2 separate regions of the Homo sapiens genome follow, and region 1 is linked to region 2. Evidence: read pairs that join two places in POLR2A ChIA-PET (ENCODE). Cell type or tissue: PC-3. All regions are shown on one strand. Each heading gives the region's core, and the rest is flanking DNA. Links, peaks and the distances in the headings are about the cores only.

Region 1 (7,083 bases), core at 2,255-4,754, 150 kb before region 2:
TAAAGCACTATGTTCAGGATAAATTATTAAGAATCATAGAAACTATATGCTATCATAAAGATTGAGATGTATGTCTGAGGTATTTTTCTTTATGTAGACATCAACAGATAATCTCAATATTTGGTGTATGTTATGGCTTGTTGTTGTTGTTGTTGTGGGGGTAGAGACAGGGTCTGTTTATGTTGCCTGGGACGACTGGTCTTGAACTCCTGGGCTCAAAGCAGTCCTCCCACCTTGGCCTCCCAAATTGCTAGGATTACAGGCGTGATACTATGGCTTTTAACACAGTATGAGTAACCAAAGAATAAAGGACTGACATATAGTCATTTCGATTTATTTAATAGTTTCACATTTATTACTTCTCGTTTGCTGTTTTGTGAGACTCTTGGTTTTTGAGGGTTTTTCCTAATGGTTTATTTTCAGTGACAGTCTTTTGCCAGATTCGATTCTTCTAATTATTTCTTTTGGAAAGGAGACCATCTGGAGTATGTTTTTCCAAGATGACTTCTAGGAACTTAGTCCTTTTTTGACAGGTTTTTCTGAAACTTGTTTTACTGGAGAAATGAGCCCCAACAGAATGAAAAAATATTCTTCTCACTGGAAACATTGTGTACTACTCTTTAATAGTCAGAGTTTTTGGACTATTCTTGACAGACACAATTGGTTAAAGCAATTGAAGATCATTTTCAAGTGTTAGAAAAATTTTACTACTAAACATAAACACAGGCTGAGGTGGGTGGATCATCTGAGCTCAGGAGTTCAAGAGCAGCCTGGGCAATATGACGAAACATCATCTCTACCAAAAATACAAAAATTAGCTGGGCGTGGTGGTGTAGTGCATGCCTGAAGTCCCAACTACTCAGGAGGCTGAGGAACGAGAATTGCTTGAGCCTGAGAAGCACAGGTTGCAGTGAGCCGAGATCATACCACTGCACTCCAGCCTGGGTGACGGTGAGACTCTGTTATTCCCTGCAGCCACGCCCTCTCACCCCTCCCCGCTCCCCCCTCCAAAAAATAAAGGTACTGATATTTGCAGTTGCTTGACTCTGAAATACTTTACTTGGCTCCATGGTTATTTCTTTATTGTTACCTTTTATCCGTTGCATCTTTTTGGTGACAGCCAGGAATGACAGTCAAGTTATCTTTACTTATAAGGAAGTATACCTATGGTTTTGAAAATACATGGTGTGTTTAGTACATTTTTGCATGTTACTTAAAACCACTTGTGTACAGTTCTTTTCCATATATTTGACCAATACAGGTTGGTAATTTTTAATTACAGAAATAATTAGTGAATACTTTTTCTAAAAATGCAAATAAAGACCTTCTGGACCAGCAACCCAAATCCTTGTTTCCTTCTTGCTTCTAAAAAGTGACTACTTCTAAAAAGTGACTACTGCCAGGCATTTATTATTATTATTAATGTTAACAGCTAAGGACAAAGTCTTTTTTAGAGAGCCTTTTGCAATTTTTATATTAACCTGTGACAGCCCAGTGATGATCACTATTCCTACTTAGAGAGAATAGGACTAACTTTCAGAAATCCAGGCATTTTTCTACCTTTCATACTATCTTTCTTTCACTTTACTTCTCTTTTCTGTCTTTTATCACTTCTTTCTTTCTTCATTCTTTCTCTCTTTTGCCTGGATCGAGATTGTTAAGTCCCTCTCAGTGAAGGGTAAGATTATGAGATCTGAGGGCTGTATAAATGTAGTAAGTTGTCCCTTAAGCATATTGAAATGTAGTGTGAAAGTTGGATGAAGGACATTTTCTAAACATATGCAAATACCATATCTATCATATCAGTTCATTTTCAAGATGTAACAGGTAATATAAATTTTTTTTTTTGAGACGGAGTCGTGCTCTGTCACCGGGCTGTAGTGTAGTGGTGCAGTCTCTGCTTACTGCAACCTCTGCTTCCCGAGTTCAAGCAATTCTCTGGCCTCAGCCTTCTGAGTAGCTGGGACTACAGGCATGTGCTAGCTAATTGTTGTATTTTTAGTAGAGACGGGGTTTCATCATGTTGGCCAGGATGGTCTCAATCTCTTGACCTCGTGATCCACCCAGCTTGGCCTCCCAAAGTCCTGGGATTACAGGCATGAGCCACCATACCCGGCCTTTTTTTTTTTTTTTTTTTTTAAAGACGGAGTTTTGCTCTTGTTGTCCAGGCTGGAGTGCAATGGCGGGATCTCGGCTCACTGCAACGTCCGTCTCCCGGGTTCAAGCGATACTCCTGCCTTAGCCTTCCAATTAGCTGAGATTACAGACGCATGCCACCACGCCCAGCTAATTTTTTGTATTTTAGTAGAAACTGGGTTTCACCATGTTGGCCAGGCTGGTCTCGAACTCCTGACCTCAGGTGATCTACCCGCCTTGGCCTCCCAGAGTGCTGGCATTATAGGTGTGAGCCACCGCATCTGGCCTAACTATTTTTAAAATTACTTTTTATAGCCAGTGGGGTGGCTCATGCCTATATTCCCCACACATTGAGAAGCCAAGGCAGGCAGATCACTTGATCTCATGAGTTGGAGACCAACCTAGGCAACAGAGTGAAACCTCGTCTCTACTGACAATATAAAAATTAGCCAGGCATACTGGTGTGCACCTGTAGTCCCTGCTACTTGGGAGACTGAGGTGGGAGGATAGCTTGAGCCCAGGAGGCAGAGGTTGTAATGAGCTGAGATCGCACCACCTCGCTCCAGCCTGGGTGACACAGCCAGACCTTTCTCAAAAAAAAAAAAAATTACTTTTTGTTAAGTGACATACTATTTTCATTGCTATTTAAGAAATCTAGTTTGTAATATAAAGTAATTCTATGGCAAAGTGTCACTTTATGTGAAACTCAACCCAACTTTTTTTTTTTTTTTTAAGACAGTGTTTTGCCCTGTCACCCAGGCTGTAGTGCAGTAACATGATCATGGCTCACTGTAGTTTTGACCTCCCAGGCCCAATCAATTCTCCACCTCAGCCTTCCTAGTAGCTGGGACTACAGGCGCATACCACCATGCCTAGCTAAGTTTTTGTATTTTTTTTTTTGTAAAGACAGGGTTTTGCCATGTTGTGCAGGCTGGTCTCAAACTCCTGGGCTCCAATGATCCTCCCACCTCAGCCTCTTAAAGTGCTGGGGTTACAGATATGAGCCACTGAGCCCACTGCGCCCAGCCTGATAATTTTATCTTTGTTTTTGTTTGTTTGTTTTTGTTTTTTGTTTGTTTTTGTATTTTTAGTTAGAGACAGAGGGTTTCACCATGTTGGCCAGGGTGGTCTTGATCTCTTGACCTCGTGATGCACCCGCCTTGGCCTCCCAAAGTGCTGGGATTACAGGTGTGAGCCACCACACCCAGCTACTTTAAGTTTTAATAATGGTAATTTTTTATGGTCTGTAAAGAATAAAACAGGACAACTAGAGATGCTGTGGGAATTTACGTTTAATTGGTGGGGTTATAATTATTCAAGAGGTTTTAAATCCTTATTCCTAGAGTCAGGAATTGGCAACATGTGATTTATATTGTTGGTTTATAACTATGAAAATAGATTACAAAAACTGAGATATATAAACTGCAAATAATGGGCCAAACATAAATCTCACTCTTCTTAATCTGTAGATCCAAGATCCTCAGTTGCTTGAGATTTTAGGTGTTTTTGCTACTGATTAAACTACATTCTTTTTATATTAGTCAACCTTAGCTTCATCTGTTGTAAGCTTTTAGGAAGTTGGGTGCTTATACCCATCATCCAAGATAAAAACTCCCTTTGTTAAAAGCAGATTGGTTGGTTTAACCACATTGCATACCTTAATTCATGCAGTCATGCCATGCTATTGGGTGCATTGGTATTTTCCTAGTTTGCTGTCCTACATATGGATCTTTTGATAAATCTCATTTGGTGATGGATGTTTAGTAAGATGCTAGGTTTTGTTTGTTTTGTTTTTTGAGACGGAGTTTTGTTTTTGTTGCCCAGGCTGGAGTGCAATGGTGTGATCTTGGCTCCCTGCAAACTCCACCTCCTGGGTTCAAGAGATTCTCCTGCCTCAGCCTCCTGAATAGCTGGGATTACAGGTGTTTGCCACCATGCCAGGCTAATTTTTGTATTTTTAGTAGAGATGGGGATTCACCATGTTAGCCAGGCTGGTCTAGAACTCCTGACCTCAGGTGATCTGCCCGTCTCCACTTCCCAAAGTTCTGGGATTACAGGCGTGAGCCACCATGCCCGGCTGAGGCTAGGATTTTAATTATATTCCAATATTTCTTACTCTCTTCATTATTACTCCCCTAAACAGCCTTTTTAGGCATTTTCCTCCTAGTTTCTGCCTGTGAAAATTTACTACTACAGATTATTGTATGTCTGTATGTATGTAATGTATGTATCTGTGCTTTATACATAAAATGATTACTTTTTGCCCTTCCTTCGCCCCCGTTTTTACTCCCATTAGCGTGGTTTTGCTTCCATTAAGAATGCATAGCTGGGCCTGGTGGCTCACACCTGTAATCCCAGCACTCTGGGAGGCCGAGGTGAGCAGATCACCAGGTCAGGAGATCGAGACCATCGTGGCCAACATGGTGAAACCCCATCTCTACTAAAAATACAAAAATTATCTAGGTGTGGTGGCACGTGCCTATAGTCCCAGCTACTCGGGAGGCTGAGGCAGGAGAATCTCTTGAACCCGGGAGGCGGAGGTTGCAGTGACCTGAGATCGCGCCATTGCACTCCAGCCTGGCGACAGAGCAAGACTCCGTATCAAAAAAAAAAAAAAAAAAAAAAAAGGGTGTTATAGGCCAGGTGTGATGGCTCATGCCTGTAATCCCGACACTTTGGGAGGCCAAGGTGGGCGGTTCACGAGGTCAAGAGTTCAAGACCAGCCTGGCCAACATGGCAAAACCCTGTCTCTACTGAAAATACAAAATTAGCCGGGTGTGGTGGCATATGCCTGTAGTCCAGCTACTTGGGAGGCTGAGGCAGGAGAATCGCTTGCATCTGGGAGGCAGAGGTTGCAGTGAGCCGAGATTGCACCACTGCGCTCCAGCCCGGGCAACAGAGCAAGACTCCATCTCACCAAAAAAAAAAAAAAGAAGAAGAAGAATGCATTGCATAGACTCATAAGCTTAAAACCTGGCTGATTTAAACATGTCGAGAGTGCCTCCAGTGACATTAGCTAAAATCCTAATTCTGAGTATTAAGGTAGAAGTAAGTTTCTTTCAAAGAACTTTGGATTTTCCCCCGTCTCTCCAAACACAACTTAAAATATATGTATATTATTGTCTTAGAGATAGGGTTTTCTCTGATGCCTGTGCATGAATTCAGTTGTGCAATCATAGCTCGCTGCAGCCTCAAACTCCTGGGCCCAAGCAGTCTTCTGCCTCAGCCTTCCAAGTAGCTGGGCATATTATAGGTGCATACCACTGCACATTTTAATTTTTTTTTGCAGTGATGGGGTCTTGCTGTGTTGCCCCAGCTGGTGTCGAACCCCAGATCTCAAACAATCCTCCTGCCTCAGCCTCCCAAAGTGCTGAGATTACAGGCGTGAGCCACTGTGTCCAGCCCACAACATTTTTTAATGTAAAATTTACTTCACTTTGGCCTGGCACGGTGGCTCACACCTGTAATCCCAGCACTTTGGGAGGCCAAGGCAGGCATATCACAAGGTCAGGAGATCGAGACCATCCTGGCTAACACGGTGAAACCCCATCTCTACTAAACAAAATACAAAAAATTAGCTGGACGTGGTGGCTGGCGCCTGTAGTCCCAGCTACTTGGGAGGCTGAGGCAGGAGAATGGCGTGAACCCGGAAGGCAGAGCTTGCAGTGAGCTGAGATGTGCCACTGCGCTCCAGCCTGGGCAACAGAGCGAGACTCCATCTCAAAAAAGTTTACGTCACTTTTTAAAATAACATCTGGAATGTAAAAGGGGCAACACTTTTACAACATTATTCTTTTGTGTTTAACTTAATTTTTTGAAAACCCCAGTACAACAGGAGCCAATTTTTTACCTAAGGAAAGATGTTTTTCTGTCTCGATTTACTGCTTTGTGTATATCATTTTGTATTTCCTATAGTGTGAAGCCTCAGTTTAGGTCATCTGGTGGTTCAGAACACTCAACAGAGGGCTCTGTATCCTTGGGGGATGGACAGTTGAACAGATATAGTTCAAGAAACTTTCCAGCTGAACGGCATAACCCCACAGTAACTGGGCATCAGGAGCAAACTTACCTTCAGAAGGAGACTTCCACTTTGCAGGTGGAACAGAATGGGGACTATGGTAGGGGCAGGTAAGAAAATAAAGTACCTGAAAACCTTTGATAATAATGTGATCATCCTGAATAATTGAAGAACATGATCTTCATAATAATTAAATGAGCATTTAATTATTGGTATATGGTTATATTAAATAAATACGTTATTTTCAGAACATGAGTTGGTTGCTTTTTATAATTATTAAGAAATAGAGTGCCCATACAGAATATAGCTCTGAATCAGAGGTTTATAAAGTTATTCTGAAGTTCCTTATAGCTCATATAAGAAAGAATAGCTTAGAAAATTAACATATCCATTTGCCTTATGGTTTTAATTTCTTCCAGCTTTTAAACTATAGAAGTGGCTGGGTGCGGTGGCTCACACCTGTAATCCCAACACTTTGGGAGGCCGTGGTGGGAGGATCATCTCAGGTCAGGAGTTCAAGACCAGCCTGGCCAACATGGTGAAACCCTGTCTCTATGAAAAAATACAAAAATTAGCTGGGCATGGTGGCAGGCGCCTGTAATCCCAGCTACTTGGGAGCCTGAGGTAGGAGAATCACTTGAACCCAGGAGGCAGAGGTTGCAGTGAGCCAAGGTTGCACCACTGCATTCCAGCCTGGGTGACAGAGCGCGACTCTGTCTCAAAATATAAATAAACTATAGGGGTGAGGTTATATATTGCCAACTTGCCTAATTAAACAATAGTATGGTTCTGGTTTGAAGGGATCACTACTAACAAATGGGCTCATCTTACTTTATGGTGTGGTAGTAGGTAAAGTTTTTAGTAAATTGGCTCAAGATCCCTCAGAATAATATATTATCTTTTAGTAATAGAGAAAACTAGCCCCAAAT
Region 2 (8,014 bases), core at 2,905-5,404:
CCCTGCTAATTTTTGTATTTTTTGTAGAGATGAGGTCTCACTATGTTGCCCGCAGTGGTAGTCTAGAACTCCTGGACTCAAGCAATCTGCCTGCCTCTGCCTCCCAAAGTGCTGGGACTACAGGCATGGGCCATCATGCTTGGCTTCTTTTTTTTTTTTTTGAGGTTTTGATGGTTGTTGGTGGAGTGGGTGGAGAGGGGAACTAACATTTATTTATTGAGTGTCTGCTTTGGACCAAGTACTCTGTTGGGAGCTTTGCGTAGATTATCTTCCTTAATCCTGTTAACAGTCCCATGAGAAAAGTGCAGATTTCCCCATTTTACAGATAGAAAAAAACAAGGACCCAGGAAACTTAACTAACATATCCAAAGAGACATAGCTAGTAAATGATAAGCCAGGTTTGGAACCTAGATGTTTCTGACTTCCACAGCATTACACAGATATGGAATGGAAGATCTAGACATTTTTAAACATTAAGACAAATTTTGAAGATAATCTCATTACTTATTTTTTATCAAATCAAGTCTTTCCTGTGATTTTTCTTCCTTTCCTTTTCTTGACAGCATCCCCTTTCTACTACTGAAAAGAAGGCCAGTGCTCTATCAGCTATATATTCAGTGGTTTTAAGATCTTTCGGCTAAGGTCAGGGTTTTTGTTCAAACACAGTCTTGCTCTGAAGTGTAATAGAATATAATCAGCAAAAGCAGAGTGGTTGAAGCTTGGAGAATTTCCTAAAATTACTAATAGCTGTAGTACAGCAAGCTCTTAGTCTGAAAACAGAGGAAACACATCATTCCTCACACAGTTTGCTTGTTTTCTGGGTTTTTTATTTGTTTGTTTGTTTTGTTTTGAGATGGAGTCTCAGTCTGTCACCCAGGCTGGAGTGCAGTGGCACGATCTCGGCTCACTGCAACCTCTGCCTCCTGGATTCAAGTGATTCTCCTGCCTTAGCCTTCTGAGTAGCTGGGACTGCAGGTGTGCGCCACTACGCCCGGCTAATTTTGTATTTTTTGTAGAGACAGGTTTTTACCATGTTGGCCAGGCTGGTGTCAAACTCCTGACCTCTGGTGATTCGCCCATCTTGGGCTCCCAAAATGTTGGGATTACAGGTGTGAGCCACTGCACCGGGCCACAATTTGCTTATTTTCAAATAAGCTGTAGTCTTTCAACAATTAGCAAATTAGTATTTGGAATTTGTGTCCACCAATTATTTTTAACTGATAGTTTATTTAGATAATATCTTGATGGGGAAGTCTTAGCATATCAAATGGTTGCTGTTTTAACTGCAAGAATAAAAAGAAACAAAAATGCAATTTAGAAAAGCCATTTTGATTATGCTGAAAACTTACGTGGAAACAGCATCTATCAGAAATAGTAACACTAGGTGCGGTGGGTCACACCTGTAATCCCAGCATTTTGGGAGGCTGAGGTAGTTGGATCACATGAGGCCAGGAGTTCGAGAGCAGCCTGGCCAACATGGAGAAACTCTGTTTCTACTGAAAATACAAAACATAGCTGGGTCCACGTGGTGGTGCGTGGCTGTAGTCCCAGCTACTCTGGAGGCTGAGGCAGGAGAATTGCTTGAACCTGGGAGGCAGAGGTTGCAGTGAGCTGAGTTCGTGCCACTACACTTCACCCTGGGTGACATAGCAAGACTCAGTCTCAAAAAAAAAAAAAAAGAAAGAAAAGAAAAGAAAACAAATAGTAACACTAGCACAGTCTATCGATCAACTAGTTCAACACTCTTAATGCGTGTTCCTAGATAATTTTACATTAGTTTAAAAGTTTCTTTGCAATACTCTGATTTCAAAGAAGTAAACCATATTTACTTTTGTAAGAATCCAGCCTAGAACAAAATTTCATTTATGTAAGCAGAAGCAGTGCAAAAAATATTTATTAGCCGGGCATGGTGGCTCACGCCTGTAATCCCAGCACTTTGGGAGGCTGAGACGGGTGGATCACCTGAGGTCAGGAGTTCGAGACCAGCCTGGCCAATATGGTGAAACCCCATCTCTACTAAAAATACAAAAATTAGCCAGGTGTGCTGATGGGTGCCTGTAATTCCAGCTCCTCAGGAAGCTGAAGCAGGAGAATCATGGAGGCAGAGGTTGCAGTGAGCCGAGATTGTGCCATTGCACTCTAGCCTGTCTGACAGAGCAACACTCCGTCTCAAAAAAAATAATAAAAAAAAAATTATCAAGAGGATTAACAATGAAAAGTTTATAAGGGATTTGTATCTTCTACATAAGAGTTAAATTAGCTTTTAAAAGTTTTAGTACCATGGTTTATGGTTCTGGTGGAGACACCAAGTAGCAGCAATTATTTGTTGCCACTTGACTGAAAATTGTCTCATTTGCTTTGTATTTGTTGGACAATGGGTTTAAGTACATGTAGTGAAGACCCCAAATAACAGGTACTTAAAACAAGATAGAAGTTTATTTCTAGGTCATGCCATGGTCTCAACTAGTACAGCAACTCTGCTTCATGAGGGTATTGGGCAACAGGCCCTTCTACCCTGTTCCTTCATCATCTACTGGTCTGGCTCTTCACCCTTTGTCCAATATAGCTGATTACCACATCCCATTTCACCCATTGGGAAGGGAGAAAGAGAAGGGAAGATACACCCATTCCATTTAAGAGCAAGATCTGGAAGTTGCACACATTCTTTCTGTTGATATCACATTGGCCAGACCTTAGTAATTTGACCGTACCTACCTATGAGGGGACTGGGAAATGTCATCGTCTTCTGAGTAGTTGATTGCCCAGCTAACCATCCTATTGTGGAAGATAAAAGAAGAGATAGGATGGACCACTTATCTCTCTTCAAATCCCTTGGCACACAAACTGCTTGTGGTTGTCTTTTTTTCTTTTACGCTTGGCTTTTATAATGATGTGTCCTGTTTCATGTTCTGTTAAAACACCATGTTCATAATTGAACAAAAACTTCATCCTGAGAAAACTGCATTACAAGAACATTTGTTATAACTAATAAAGGAAGTAAGTAAATCATATTCCAAATTCACAATGCCAAAGTATTTTTAATGCAGGAATTTTAATAAAGTTTTTAAGAATTCTGCAGATACAGCTATAACACCTAAATATAAATGACCAAACCCAACATTTGATTATTTCTAGCTTTTATTCTAGAATAATGATTTTTAAAATTACTACTATCACTGTCACCCTAAGGAATGGTTAGACTGCCTAATATCACATTTCCATATGTTGATAGCCTTGGAAGTATGTTATTTTTTCATAATATTCAGATGTGTGGTGATATTTGTTTGGGGAGTGATGGCAGGCAAAGAATGGTGGGTAGAGTTTTTTTGTTACTAGGAGTAGTGTTTTTTTCCTTTTAATTGCTAGTTTTGATTGTGATTAGTACAATGAGTGAAATACAGGAAATATCTGCTGGAACTCTGAAGTATTATTCCTTGCATTGTTGTCTTTGCTATTTTAGGATAAGGAATGTGTTGTTTCACCCCCCTCCTCCAAGTGAAACTTCAGGAAAGTAAAATTTTCTTTAGTGATATTGGAGATGTAAATATCTTTTTTTTTTTGGAGACAGAGTCTTGCTCTGTACATCCAGGCTAGAGTGCAGTGGCGCCATCTCGGCTCACTGCAAGCTCCACCTCCCGGGTTCACGCCATTCTCCTACCTCAGCCTCCCCAGTAGCTGGGAATACAGGCGCCCGCCGCCATGCCCGGCTAATTTTTTTGTATTTTTAGTAGAGATGGGGTTTCACCATGTTAGCCAGGATGGTCTTGATCACCTGACCTCGTGATCTGCCCGCCTCAGCCTCCCAAAGTGCTGGGATTACAGGCATGAGCCACTGTGCCCAACCTTTTTTTTTTTTTTTGAGATGGAGGCTCGCTCTGTTGCCTAGGCTGGAGTGCAGTGGCGTGATCTTGGCTCACTGCAACCTCTGCCTCCGTTCAAGCAGTTCTCTGTCTCAGCCTCCTGAGTAGCTGGGATTACAGGAGCCTGCCACCACCTCCAGCTAATTTTTTTGTATTTTTAGTAGAGATGGGTTCCACCATCTTGGCCAGGCTGGTCTTGAACTCCTGACCTTGTGACCCATCTACCTTGGCCTCCTAAAGTGCTGGGATTACAGGCGTGAGCCACCGCGCTTGGCCGATGTAAATATCTTTAGGGGGATAATAGACACACAAATTAAAGAGAGAAAGGATTGTATTATCAGCCAAGTCAAAAGTTTTATCTCCTAAACATTGGCGGATAGGTGTTTATAAAATTGCAAGTCATTTATAAGAATCCTTAGGCAGTTTGTCATAGTTCTTTGTTTCACTCTATTTTAAGTGCTTTCTTGCCTGCTAAAGGATATCAGCTCTTGTACTACCGAAATGCCCTGGACAGCTTTCTGTTACAAATTTATAGCTGCGAGATCATTTTTATTCTTTTTGGTTGCTTCTCCACCCTTCCTTGAGCCTCTATTCCTAAGAGTGTTATTAACGTTTAACATTTATTCTTTTGCTGAGGCTGCATTGAGGGGCGTGGGTTGTTTTTATTTAATCTTTAAAAATAGTAACCACCAGCTAGTTATTTAAAATTTTGCCAGGAAAAGAGGAACCAGAAGCAGCAGCTGACTGTCTTTGTTGACTGTGTGATCCAGAGCAGACCCAGTGGATTTGGGAGCTCCCTTTCCCTCCCCACCACTGCCTCCAGTGGTTTTATTCTCTTTTTACCTACCCCCAGTACTAGATCCCTTCAGTCGCTCTTTCACCCCTGAACTTCCACCACCACCATGTCCCCCAAAGCCATTCCCTGGACCAGCAATAATTTATTTAGTCTCTGCCCCTCTCTCGGGCTTTTAGCAAGAAATGCCCAAGAAAACTTCAGTTTTAGCATTTTCTTTACAGTCTTCTATATTCTTGATCACTTGTCGTTGCTTTTGTCTTTATGTCTAGGTGCAAAGTAAGAAAAGAAAAGCAGATACAGGCCAGGCGTGGTGGCTCTTGCCTATAATCCCAGGACTTTAAGAAGCCAAGGCAGGAAGATTGCTTGAACCCAAGATCCCGCCTCTAAAAAAGAAAAAAAAAAAAAAGCAGATATCTTGGCCAGGGGAGGTGGCTCACATGTGTAATCTCAGCACTTTGGGAGGCTGAGGTGGGTGGTACCCCATCTCTACAAAAAATTAGCAGGGCATTGTAGCATGCCCCTGTAGTCCCAGCTCCTCAGAAGGCTGAGATGGGAATGGGTCAAGGCTGCAGTGAGCTGTGATTGCACGACTGCACTCCAGCCTGGGCCACAGAGTGAGACCCTGTCTCGAAAAGAAAAGCAGATAGGGAAATAGGCAAGGAGAATTAGCCTAGGAGGAACCTTTACACCCTCCTGAGGGCCCTTCTGTGATTTCTTTCAGCATTCTTTCCTTTTGGAATCGTGTTATTTCTTCTTGAGGGTGACATCTTCTGCCCTCCCAAGATGAATTCTGAGTATATTTTTCATAATAACTTTTTTTTTTTTTTTTTGAGACAGTCTTGCTCTGTCCCCCCAGGCTGGGGTGCAGTGGTGCCATCTTGGCTCACTGCAACCTCTGTCTCCCAGGCTCAAGTGATTCTCCTGCCTCAGCCTCCTGAATACCTGAGATTACAGGTGTGCGCCACCATGCTGGGCTAATTTTTGTATTTTTATTAGAGATGGGGTTTTACCATGTTGACCAGGGTTGTCTTGAACTCTTGGCCTCAAGTGATCTGCCCGCCTCGGCCCGCCAAAGTCTTGGGATTACAGGCGTGAGCCACCACACCCAGCCTTTCCCATAATAACTTTGAAAAGTTATAGAAATTAGGCTGATAATACTGCACAATTATTTATTCAACAGTATTTATTGCTGATTGGTTGATTACTGATTAATAAATACTTGCTAGCCTGGATCATTGCTTCCTTCCATCCTCTTTTCCTGTTACACCCCAGCTCTATGTTATTCAAACCATCATCTTTCTCCCAGGCACTACTGGAGACAGTCACTAAACTGTGGAACATAACTAAAAACATTCTGTTCTCCCGTCTCCCTTGACTCTCAGCACTGCCTAGCACAGCATGTGCCTCCCGTTACTGTAGTGGCAACTCTGAATATCTTTACGCAAACCCTCTCTTCCAACTCTTCATTCCTGTCACAAAGACCTTAGAGAGGCAGCACTGAGAGGTAGGTAAGAGTTTGGATGCTGGAGCCAGACCATCTGCTTTGAAGCTGTCTCTCACAGTGTTGTGTCCTTGTGCAGGCCAGTTAATTTCCCTGTGTCTCACTTTCCCATCTGGAAACTGAGACTCATAATACTCTTCCATGGAATTGTTTTGAGGACTATATGGATTAATGTATGTGATTGCTTAGATGAATGGTACCTAGAACGAAATAGGCAGTGAATGAATGTAGAAGGGAAAATAGACAAGAAAACCTTTACTCTGATTCCTGTGCAGAAAGAAATTTAGAGGTCATTAAGCCAGAGTCCTGTCATCTTCTGTCCTCACTCCCAGTGCTCCAGCACCTACCTATACCTCCCTACCGATCCTTACCCTTTTTCGTAGAGAAAAGGTATCTCTAAAGTCCTGCAGTGCTTTAAACCTTTGATACATCCTGACAAACACAGAAAATGATAATATTTGTTCAATACAGTGGGGTAAAAAGAGTGCCTGTTTGAGGTGACTGGCCCAAGGCTTTCAGTTCCCTGAAGCTCAGCTAAACTGCCCTAAGGGACTGAGTATTAACATTTCCACACCCATAAAGCACTCACAGATCAGCGCAGATACCACATTCCCAGCCCATGTTGAGAAGCCCTGGCCCTAACCACTGACAACACTAACCCTTATCGAACTTGTAATTAAATCATTAATTATAGAATTCTTTTCAGATGTCTATGCTGGAAGAAACTATAAACTTCATCACTATGCCTATAAATGTTGGGCCCATGTCCCACTAAAGTGGTGGCTTGTATGTAGGAAGTTCTTAGTGTTTGTTGGTAGAATCGGTATCTTTCTAATAGCTGTCTTTGTAACTTACATATTTGTCCATCTTTAAGAAAAAGAAAAAAATAAAACTCACCTGCTTTGACTCTAGCCTTCTGTAATACTACCCCATATCTCTTTCCCTTTTTAACAAAACATTGAAAGAAGGAAATCTATTGCTGTCATTTCACCTCTTACTCATTCTTCAGTGTCCTAAATAATCTGTTTTCTTCCTTCACTGTTCCTTTAAAACTGTTCTTAACTGGGCTACTGATGATCTACCTGCCAAATCCAGTAGTTATTTTTTGATCCTTATTTTATATTTGTGACAGTGTGCACTCATCTTCTCCTCTCTGCCTCCATTTTCCTCATTCTCTCCTGGTCTCCCCACTGTGTGTCATCATCGTCTCCATTTCCTCTGCCTGTTCTTTAAATGTTAGTTTACCCCAGGATTCCTTTTCTGGTTGCCTTCTTTCATGCTGCATTCCTTCTGGGTGATATCATTCACACCCAAGGCTTCAGCTACCACCTCCTACGCTTGATGGTTCTAAAATCTATATATCCATTCTAGAGTTTCTCTCTCCTGTTGCCTGCTGGATATCCTCCCTTGTTTTTGACTTGCCATATGTAACAGTGCCAGACAAATGGCATTCATCCAACGTTGAGCTAAAGCAGTCTTAGAGCCCATGAGATCCTTATTCCTACAGATGAAGAGACTGAGGCCCAGAGACGTATAGTGGCTTGCCCAGTATCAGATAAATAGTTTGTAACAAAATGGGGAGGAAAACCTAAGTCTCTGGACACTGGGACTTGAACACAAGTTTATAAACCTATGCCAAACACAGAATGGTGATGTTTACTGCCTCATTGGAAAAACCCTTTTCCACTTTGGCCTAAGCGACCTGCTTTTGCGATCCCCATGCTGTGGCAGTGGCAGTATTCTCCTTACTTGTGTTTTTCCCTGTCCATCTTTGGTTTCCAGAGCAGTATGAATTGGCTACCAACAAAATTCTTCATCTCTTTAAAAGCTTTCACTTTTTTTGCGCCTGCCAAAGGA

Evidence for each region. ChIA-PET counts read pairs that join two places held together with the same protein. Peaks named below come from ENCODE experiments on the same cell type or tissue, not always from the same donor. Only the 100,000 strongest peaks of a DNase experiment are listed, where the experiment ranks them.
Region 1: POLR2A ChIA-PET joins it to region 2 with 10 read pairs; 4 of 35 experiments call an interaction of 5 or more read pairs at or near these places.

Annotation. Positions count from the first base shown.
Region 1 is chr12:50,455,084-50,462,166 of GRCh38, forward strand. It overlaps LARP4 (La ribonucleoprotein 4), which reads left to right. Exons shown (of 16, transcript NM_052879.5): 11 at 6,052-6,264. SNORD133 (small nucleolar RNA, C/D box 133) reads left to right here and starts at 1,488; the gene lies at 1,488-1,703. In PC-3, for the core only: no CTCF peak of the experiment used is centred there; a DNase peak (open chromatin) is centred at 3,748.
Region 2 is chr12:50,606,962-50,614,975 of GRCh38, forward strand. The region is part of intron 1 of DIP2B (disco interacting protein 2 homolog B); the gene reads left to right. Among named protein-coding and RNA genes, the nearest start is that of DIP2B, 110 kb to the left of the region's middle. RefSeq lists enhancers at 4,535-5,036, 5,037-5,536. In PC-3, for the core only: no CTCF peak of the experiment used is centred there; no DNase peak of the experiment used is centred there.